Linked DNA regions of Homo sapiens: region 1 is linked to region 2. Evidence: read pairs that join two places in POLR2A ChIA-PET (ENCODE). Cell type or tissue: IMR-90. All regions are shown on one strand. Each heading gives the region's core, and the rest is flanking DNA. Links, peaks and the distances in the headings are about the cores only.

Region 1 (5,328 bases), core at 612-4,611, 640 kb after region 2:
TTTTATTATTACTCAGTCTTGAAGAAAACTCTGGGATTGGGGGTTTTAAGGACAATTTGGTGGGTGGGGGCCAGTGAGTCCAGAGTGTTGATTGGGTCCGAGATGAAATCACAGGGAGTCAAAGCTGTCCTCTTGCACTTGAGCCAGTTCCTGGGTAGGGGCCATATGACTAGATGAGCCAGTTTATCCATCTGGGCGGTGCCAGCTGGTCCACCAAGTGCACGGTCTGCTAAACATCTTAGGCGCTGGTATCAGGTTTTATAATAATGATGTTATTCCCCAAGAGCAATTTGGGGAGGGTCAGAATCTTGTAGCCTCCAGCTGCATGACTCCCAAACCATAATTTCTAATCTTGCGGCCAATTTGTTAGTCCTGCAAAGGCAGACTAGTCCCTAGGCAGGAACGTTTGTTTTGGGAAAGGGCTGTTATGGCCTTTGTTTCAAAGTTAAACTATACAATAAGTTTCTCCCAAAGTTAGTTGGATTACAACGCCCAGGAATGAACAAGGGCAGCTTGGAGGTTCAAAGCAAGATGGAGTTGATTAGGTCAGATCTCTTTCATTGTCATCATTTTCTTAGTTATAATTTTGCAAGAGTGATTTCACTAGCTCTTGAGAGAATTTTCTCCTGGGCTCTTCTTGGCCCACTGTCAGTCTTCCCTCTCTCCTGCTCCTCTGTTCACTTCCATTTGAAGCAAACGTGCAGCATTCACACCCGGTTTGAAGAGTTTCGCCTTGACCCCATTGACCTATTTGGCCTGCATCCTATCACATTATTTCCTTTTCAGTTCCAAGCCTTTGGATCTAGAAGTGGGTATCTCTTGCCTCTCCCTCCTTCTCTCCCATTCTCTCCCTAAACGCTTCTCTCCAATTGCTTTTTCACCTCATGGATCTATTGAAGATGCTCTCCCAAAGGTCTTCAGAAAAGCATGAGCCTCCAAACCAAATGACCATTTCTTAATCCTTAACCTTCCAGACCTTTCAGAAGCAGGTGCCCCCAGTGAACACATGCTCCTCCCACAAACCTCTCCTCTCTGGGCTTGCCTGGTGTCCCCCTTCCCCAGCCCTCTGACCTCACCAACTGCCAACTGCTTTCTGTCTAAGTTCTTCTTGAGCTTATTCCAAGGCCAGGATCCTTTTCTTCAGGGATCACAAGTCAAAACTCAATGATCTTCTCTAGGCCAGTGACTCTCCAATCTGGAGCTGCTTCCAGCACATTTCTACTTTGCATCTGATAACCAGATCAAACCAACAAGTTTCAAACTCAATGACTTGGCACCAGCCCAGTTGGCTTTCTCTCCTAACATCTGCATTTCTCTCAGGGGTCCATGGTTTTTTAGTAACTTCAACTTGCAATGCAGATTCACCAATGTCCCATGCCCCCTCTTTGATTTCCAGGTCCTCAAGATTTATAGACTCATCTAAGGATTTCTTTCCCTTTCCCTCTATCCTCACAGCCACCCATCTAAGGCTTCCATATTTATTCCTGTAGGATAACAAACTGACTTCTTTTCTCTCTAGACTGTCTCCAAATGTGCCCCATTTAGATACAAATTCTGCCTTTGGTAACTATGGGATTATTTCAAGCATTTAGGTCTCATCTCCTCAAGATTATAAACACTCGGAGGACAGGGACAGAATGACCTTCCTTCAGCCATCCCAGCACAGTGTCATGTCCACCATAGACACACAAGTACTTTGGAAATACCCACATAATGAATTGGCATTAGCTGGGGCCTGAGACATGTCCTCTATAGTGATTGTTTCCTGGACAGTGATCATGACTGGTCTGCCCCATCCACGCCAATCACTCTCTCCTTATCCCTGGCAGCAATGGTTCTACCCCTTCCAGTCAACTTCCCAACTCTGACCACTACCCAATGACCTTTGCTTAGTCTCTGTACTCCCCAATTTCTCTTAGCACCAATGTCGGGTGGGTGGTACAGACCTTGGTGGGCTTGAGGGAGTGTGCACTACTTAGCACTACTATCTTGCCACTTGGTCTAAACATCTTTCAGTGTAGTCTGTGGTCCTTTATTTAGATGCAGAATTTTTTTTTTTTTTTTTTTTTTTTTTTTTTGAGACAGAGTTTCACTCTTTTTGTCCAGGCTGGAGTGCAATGGCACAATCTCGGCTCACCACAATCTCCGCCTCCTGGGTTCAAGCAATTCTCCTGCCTCAGCCTCCCAAGGAGCTGGGATTACAGACATGCACCACCACGCCTGGCTAATTTTGTATTTTTAGCAGAGACGGGGTTTCTCCATGTTGGTCAGGATGGTCTTGAACTCCCGACCTGAGGTGATCCGTCCACCTTGGCCTCCCAAAGTGCTGGGATTACAAGTGTGAGCCACTGCACTTAGCGGAGATGCAGAAACTTTCTAAAGGCAGGGACTACACTGATTTTGCCAGCCCTGAATGGCGAGGTGTATGTGTTAAGCCTGGTGAGCATCTGCAGGGCCCACAAGCCAACACTGGTGCTGAGTATTCCCTAGGCAATCCGAAGTTCTCTACGCAAAATACCAATATTTTACATTTTTCTGAATGTGTCTTTTTTTAAATAGGAAAAAAAAATCACTTTCATAAGAAAAAAGTCAAAGTTGGAAAGTTCTTAGTTTTGCTACCATTAGCTAAAAAAAGACTGATTAAAGACAAATGCGCCCATGAGTCAACTGGGAGGTGATTAAGCAGTCAAGCTCCATGCCCTTAGGGGGGTCATTACCTTGAAGAATGCAGCAGCCTCTGCAACTCCTATAATGGTATATACTGACTGCATCTGTTTTCGAAATCCTTTCCCTTAAGGACCAGGCACACTCCCTCAAGCCCACCAAGCTCTGCACCACCCACCCAACACTGGTGATCAAGGCTATCACCTCTGGGCTACACAGAAAGCCTGACATCAGGATCCTACTTGACCCCACAGTGGTAGACAATGAGACCAAATCTGACGGGACCAAACATTCACAGAGGGTGAAAACACAGGTGTTAGTAGCTTCAAAGGAGGCTACAGACTACAGACAAAGAGCCCAGCAGGTGCCACCCATGGTAGATGATTGAGAGGACCCCGATGCCTCACAAGCAACAGGCAGTGTGGCTGGATGGGACTCCTGCTCTGACAGCAGGGTTGGCGACCGAGGGACTTTAGGGAAATTATTTGTCCATGAGTCTCGGTTTCCTCATCTAAAAAATATTTACCTTGCAGGGCTGTTATAAGGATGAGATCATGTCAAACAGGATTTGAGTGCTTACTTTGTGCCAGGCACAATTCCAAGTATTTACATCCATTAAGTCATTTAGTCCTCTCAACAAACCTCTGAGACAAGTATTCTTATTATCCCCATTTTACACTGGAAGAAACTGAGAAGCAAACTGGTAACTTGCCCAAGGTCACCCAGCTAGTAGCTGGTAACTGACCCATAAAGCCATAATCAGAGTGAAGCCACCACTCCAAAAGTTTTGAGTCAAAAGAGGAGCCCAGTTTGGAGGGAATGACAGCAGCTGGATATCTGTGAGGGGCCCACAGTCTACAAAGAGTGCACAGTCCGGCAAAGACCAGCCCTTGAACAGTCAACAAATGTGGCTGCTTTTTCCTTCCTCCTAATATGTGTGTGTCTGCTTATGTGTGTGTGGGCGTGTGTGAGCATGTGCATTTATGTGGGCATGTTTGTGTGTGAGTGTGATTCTGAGTGTGTTTGCAAGTGTGTGTTCACGTGTGCATGTGTGAGAGTGTGTGTGTAATGGGAATGGTGGGGCTCAGGGATGGGGTGACACCGTCTGATCATCTTTGGTTTCTCCATATCTCCTGCCCTATGCGCCTCTGCTGTCAGATGCACACGGGTGACCAGAGCCTTAAGAAAAAGTGTGCTTGATCCCTGACTCCGCATCTCACTGCCACCCCATTTCTTTGCCACCTAACTAGCTCCATGTTATCTGTTTTATGCTTTGGCAGCTCCGGTTATGTAAAAAATCACCTGTGGATGCAGATTCTTCACAAAATCTGCTGTAAGGATCATTTTGACCAACCAGACTTTTAAGAAGTATTGGGAAGCAAATAGTTTGAGGCAATAGATTCTGGTAAAGACCTAACTTTAGTAATAAAGTAGACATTTCTACCCACCCAGTAAACACTTTGGAAGTGCTTATTACGTGCTAAGATTCAAAGCTGTCAGGGCTGTCCCAGCTCTCCAGTGGCTCACAACCCAGGGGGAGGACTGACAGGAAAGAGCCACAGGGAGGCAGAGATAAAATCAGTGCTGGGGACACCAATGGAGGGATGCAGAAGCTCACTCCACCAAAGCAGCCCTGAAATTGCTAACACCTGGTGCGAGCACCTGCTTCTCCAGCCGCCCTGCTAGAAATAATCCCACAGCGACCTCACTTACCTGAGCCTTCCAGAAGTTCTCCACTTGAGCTTTCACAGGATTGACCAAATTTGTTACTTTGAATCCCTAATGCCAATGCAGAGAGTGAAAAGCCTGACATCCAACCTTTTACTTATGTGTTCCCCCATCAGTGTGCTGGAATCTGTATCGGATTTGTTACTCTAGACACACAGAGCATGAGACGCAGTAGTAAATGGTCACTGAGGTTTCCTTCTGTTTAAGGCAACTGTGAGGGCTGAGGGACCAGGACCATCTTTCTCCCCTGGGATCAGTTTGAAAATGATGAGCTGAGGAGTCAAAGTTCCCTTCAGGCTGGAGAAGCTGGGAATGGGTGGGGTAGGGAGTCTTTTGTACTTTATTTCCTCCTGCTTTTTTTGTTTTTTTGACACAGTATCTCACTCTATTCCCCAGGCTGGAGTGCAGCTCCACAATCACAGCTCATGGCAGCCTCAATCTCCCAGGCTCAAGCGATCCTACCACCTCGGCCTCCCAAGTAGCTGGGACTACAGGCACGCACCACCACACCTGGCTAATATCTCCTCTTGCCTTTTTAATACCCCACCAAAGGTCTGTTTCCTATACCAGCACACTCAGTCATCAGGCACCAACTTTGCAGACTGCTGAGTGAGTCTTTGATTTGCAGATTTAGGAGGTTGAAAATTTGGGTCCTTCTCAGGATAGATCAAAATTGAATTCCCTCTGGACACAGGGCTGAGCCCAGCACGGACGAATTTTCTTCAACAAGTGGTGCTGAGAGTGGCAGGTTAGGTGGAAGACAGAGAGGAAATATCCTAGAACTCCTGCCTGAAGGTGTCCCCTACCCCCACCCCCTCACCGCCTCCACCCTATAACCAACAACACTTCATTTCCAACAAAATATGAACCGAGAAAGAGTGTTGGACACATACAGTAATGAAAATCCATGATTCAACTGTGCATTCATAATTATTT
Region 2 (4,000 bases), core at 1-4,000:
ATCTTCATAATTTATCTGTTTTAACTTAATGAAAAACACTATGCAAGTAGTTTAAGTTAATATGTACTGTATTTAAATGTCAGTGTGTTTTTATGACATTTGGTATAGCTACTGGAAATTTAGATTTTGTCAGTGTTTTAGGTTAAGATTTCTACAAACTGTGGAAGTCTTAATAAAAAAGAGAGAAATTAGTTTTCATTCTCTAAAGGCAGTAAAGTGTTGTTAGAAGTTTTTAAAAAACAAATATCTGTTTGATGTAGCCTGGGAGCTTTTAGTTTGCTGATTGAAAAAGCTCATGCTTCTATTTATCATCCCATTTGTATTGTTTAATGTGTGGGTTGATAATTTTCTTGGGTATTAAAATGTTTTATGAATTTGTGCTTTAAGAATTGAAGAGTTTGTCTAGTTACATCTTGTCAAATTAGCATATGAAGTAATTACATTAAATACAATTAGTTAGCAAAGCAACAAACAGATTGTTAGAGTCAAAGACAAGTCACATAGCATGGAATTTGGAGTTTATCCTTGTGTGTATCTCTTTCTTTCATATAATATAAATGCCATAAAACGGTTACATTTCACATTTCATATGCGGCTTATTTTATTTTAGCTTGCTAAGATGAACAAAGAAGGAAAAGTGAGTCTTTTTAATACCCTCGGTAATTGTTCAAAAGGCATAAAAGAAAATGACCATCGAAATAATTAAATTTCTATGAGGAACAAATATTACGAAGTCTTTCCCAGTGAGACAAGACAACCTGTATTGTTAGTAGTTTATGAAACTCTTCTGAGGCCTAGGTCTGGAAGCTGCAGGGTAACTAGGAACATATTACCCACAGCGAATTGTTATTTGGGAGGATGAATGTCACATGATCCTCAGCACAGTTGAAAAGTCGACTCAGCAGGCTTTGGCTTAGTAATGCGCTTTGTTGTGAACCAGTGCCAGAGACAGCAGTGGGGAGACCAAGGGGGTGGCTGCAAAGAAAGCAAAAAGAGCAGTCTGACAGAAAGAAGAATGAACTGTCAAAGAAAATAAATCACAAGCGGTGCAGGACCAACTGATGACCTGCCACAAGCCTTCCCAGTAGGACTGCATGTGACCGACCCTGAAGTTGTCATATGGAGTGAGAGACCAGTGAATATCCTCATGATGTATAGAAAGAACAGTCTTCTGCTCTGTTCTTTTTTATTTACTTATAGATGCCCCTGCTTCTGGCATTTTGGTCCAGTAGGATTTTAAGAATAAAGTTGTATTTGTTTACAATAAGAATGAAATCCTTTATCTGGACGTGTGGTAAAAATATAGTAACATAAGTGATATTTTAAGCTTGAATGCTTTCTTTTCTTTTTAGCCACATGAACTTGTGACAGAAGCTATATAGCATTTAACCAAAAGAAATAATTTTTTAAAGACTCTTAATTACTATTGAAAAATTTGTATTTAAGTAATTGCATAAAAAGCACTTAAAGATTAACTTTTGAGTTACCCATCCTTGAAAAATGTAAAAAAGTTACTTATATTTTCTTTCATCAGCTAAACAGCATGAATGATGTTAAGGAAAAGGCATGTAATGAACTTGATTCTACGAAACAGAAGATAGACTCTCACACTAAAAATATAAAGGTATTATTTAGAATAACTTTTACCTTTTGTATTAAGAAACAAATATAGTTATCTAGGGAATATTTTAAAGTAGAGATATTGAGGTACCTGAAAATATGTATTTCTATTTTTTAAAGTATGTATGGGTAGAATTTTAATTTTTTCTTGTTGATTAAGAGTAACAAGAATGTTTTTTTCATTTAAAAAATTAAAACCTGATTGGAAATTATTTTGGTTAAAGGAAAATTTATTTCCCAGATTTAATTATAATACCTTATGAGATTCAAATAATTATTTAAGATGAAATGTCCAGCCTTAGGTACGTACTAAACATATTTTACATAAGCACATCATATTTGGAGTCAGTTTTCATCATTTTAAGGTGGAGCCATTGTTTTCAGTACATCATGTCTGTTAATGGGCTGAGACCACACCTGGCTAAGGCCCAGGACTATAGTTTATTTTAGTTTCTGTGCTGGTTTTATGTACTACATCTTTGCAAAATTATGCTGAGTCAACTCTCAGAAGTTTCCCAGTATTGCTGGAATTTCATTATGTTGTTTCATGTTGGGTTTGTCCTGGACACACTTCAAAAGAATTTGTTAGGTTTAAGGAATAAACAGTTCAGCAAAATTTTGTGCCACATATTTGAGATTTCTATAAGTGGTTGGGATGTCATTGGAAAGTAAATGTTCTTATGTTAAATGTAAGATATTTATTTTAAAATATTTTAAAATTTTTGAACTACAACGTTGTTTTAAAAAAATAGGTTGAAAGGAAACTCCCTTGGAAGAACTTTTTGGAATAAGCCATCATATTAACATTTTATGTAAATGTTTAAACATAACAAATGTTCTAATTTTTGAGCTGAGATATTATATTTAGAAAATACATTCAGTAAAATATTTTAATGTAAACAAATGCTTGCCTGCCTTTGTGATTCTTTCATTTTAAAGCTTTGAAAATGTTCAATATGTGTTTTATACTAGTGTCCCCTCACCCCTTGTTGGCTGGCCTTTCTACAATCTCTTTATTTGGTATCTATGACAGGAACTTCAGGATAAACTGGCTGATGTTAATAAAGAGTTAAGTCATTTACACACTAAATGTGCAGACCGAGAGGCTTTAATAAGCACTTTAAAAGTGGAACTACAAAATGTGCTGCACTGTTGGGAGAAAGAAAAGGCTCAGGCAGCCCAGTCTGAAAGTGAACTGCAGAAGCTTTCCCAGGCTTTCCATAAGGATGCAGAGGTATTACCTGAGACTCAATGACTGTCAGGAAGGGCCTTTCACTAATCTCAGTGTTATACATCAAGTGACTATTTTTACTTGTATTTAATTAAGAAAATTGTTCTGAGCAGAGTATTTTGAAATGTTTGTGACAGCTACAAAATCACTCCATTACTCTTGTGTCATTCTCTTTTGTGAGAGAAGTACTATAACTTGCACAACTAATTTTTTTTGTTTATCATGTGTACAACTATCTTTTTGGACTTTTAGAATATTGTAACTCAAGTAACTATGCTCCTAACAGTCCTTTCAAGGTTCCTGTTTGCCAATGACAAAATTATTTTTATTTCAGTAGCTTGGTAGATTGATGGTGGAAAGAATAAATATTTTATAATCAGATAGACCTGAACTTGGATGCTAATACTTCTGTTTATAAATGATGTGGCTGTGGACAAGCTATATAGCTTAGCCTCTCCACATCTTCGTTTCCTTATTTATTTTTTTTCTTTTTTGAGACAAAGTCTTGCTCTGTTGCCTAGGCTGGAGTGCAGTGGTGCGATCTGGGCTCATTGCAACCTCCACCTCCCAGGTTCAAGCGATTCTCCTGCCCCAGCCTCCTGAGTAGCTGGGATTACAGGTGTCCACCACCATGCCTGGCTAATTTTTGTATTTTTAGTAGAGATGGGGTTTCACCATGTTAGCCAGGCTGGTCTCGAACTCCTGACCTCAGGTGATCTGCCCACCTTGGCCTCCTAAAGTACTGGGATTACAGGCCTGAGCCACTGTGCCTGGCCTAGTTTCCTTATTTGTAAAACAGTAATAATATCTACTTTAAGAGATAGCCTCCTAACTCTGTATAATTATAGGATGTTAATAAAAATTTAGAAAAATAAGAGTCCCATAAAATTAAAACTTTTCATTTAGAAACCCTGGAGAGTTGCCTACCCATTTATGTTTATTAATGACTTATAAAAATATTATGACACAAATTTCATATTTTGTTTAAGCCTCTGTGAATGGAATTATCTTCTAGTTCTTTTTACCCTATGGGTTATAGAGCTAGTCTAGCTAGTGGAACTGGTTTATCTAAGTCATCCTGCATATTGAGTTCATTACTCCAACAAATATGAACATGAATGCCAAGAGAGTAAAAAGGAAACATTCTTT

What was found. Peaks named below come from ENCODE experiments on the same cell type or tissue, not always from the same donor. Only the 100,000 strongest peaks of a DNase experiment are listed, where the experiment ranks them.
Region 1: POLR2A ChIA-PET joins it to region 2 with 10 read pairs; 1 of 35 experiments calls an interaction of 5 or more read pairs at or near these places.

What each region holds. Positions count from the first base shown.
Region 1 is chr9:16,365,375-16,370,702 of GRCh38, forward strand. No RefSeq gene overlaps it. Among named protein-coding and RNA genes, the nearest start is that of LINC03041, 92 kb to the left of the region's middle. In IMR-90, for the core only: no CTCF peak of the experiment used is centred there; DNase peaks (open chromatin) are centred at 2,687 and 3,247; H3K27ac peaks cover 1,418 bases.
Region 2 is chr9:15,722,123-15,726,122 of GRCh38, forward strand. CCDC171 (coiled-coil domain containing 171) reads left to right here. Exons shown (of 26, transcript NM_173550.4): 13 at 1,559-1,624; 14 at 2,654-2,854. Among named protein-coding and RNA genes, the nearest start is that of CCDC171, 170 kb to the left of the region's middle. In IMR-90, for the core only: no CTCF peak of the experiment used is centred there; a DNase peak (open chromatin) is centred at 2,089.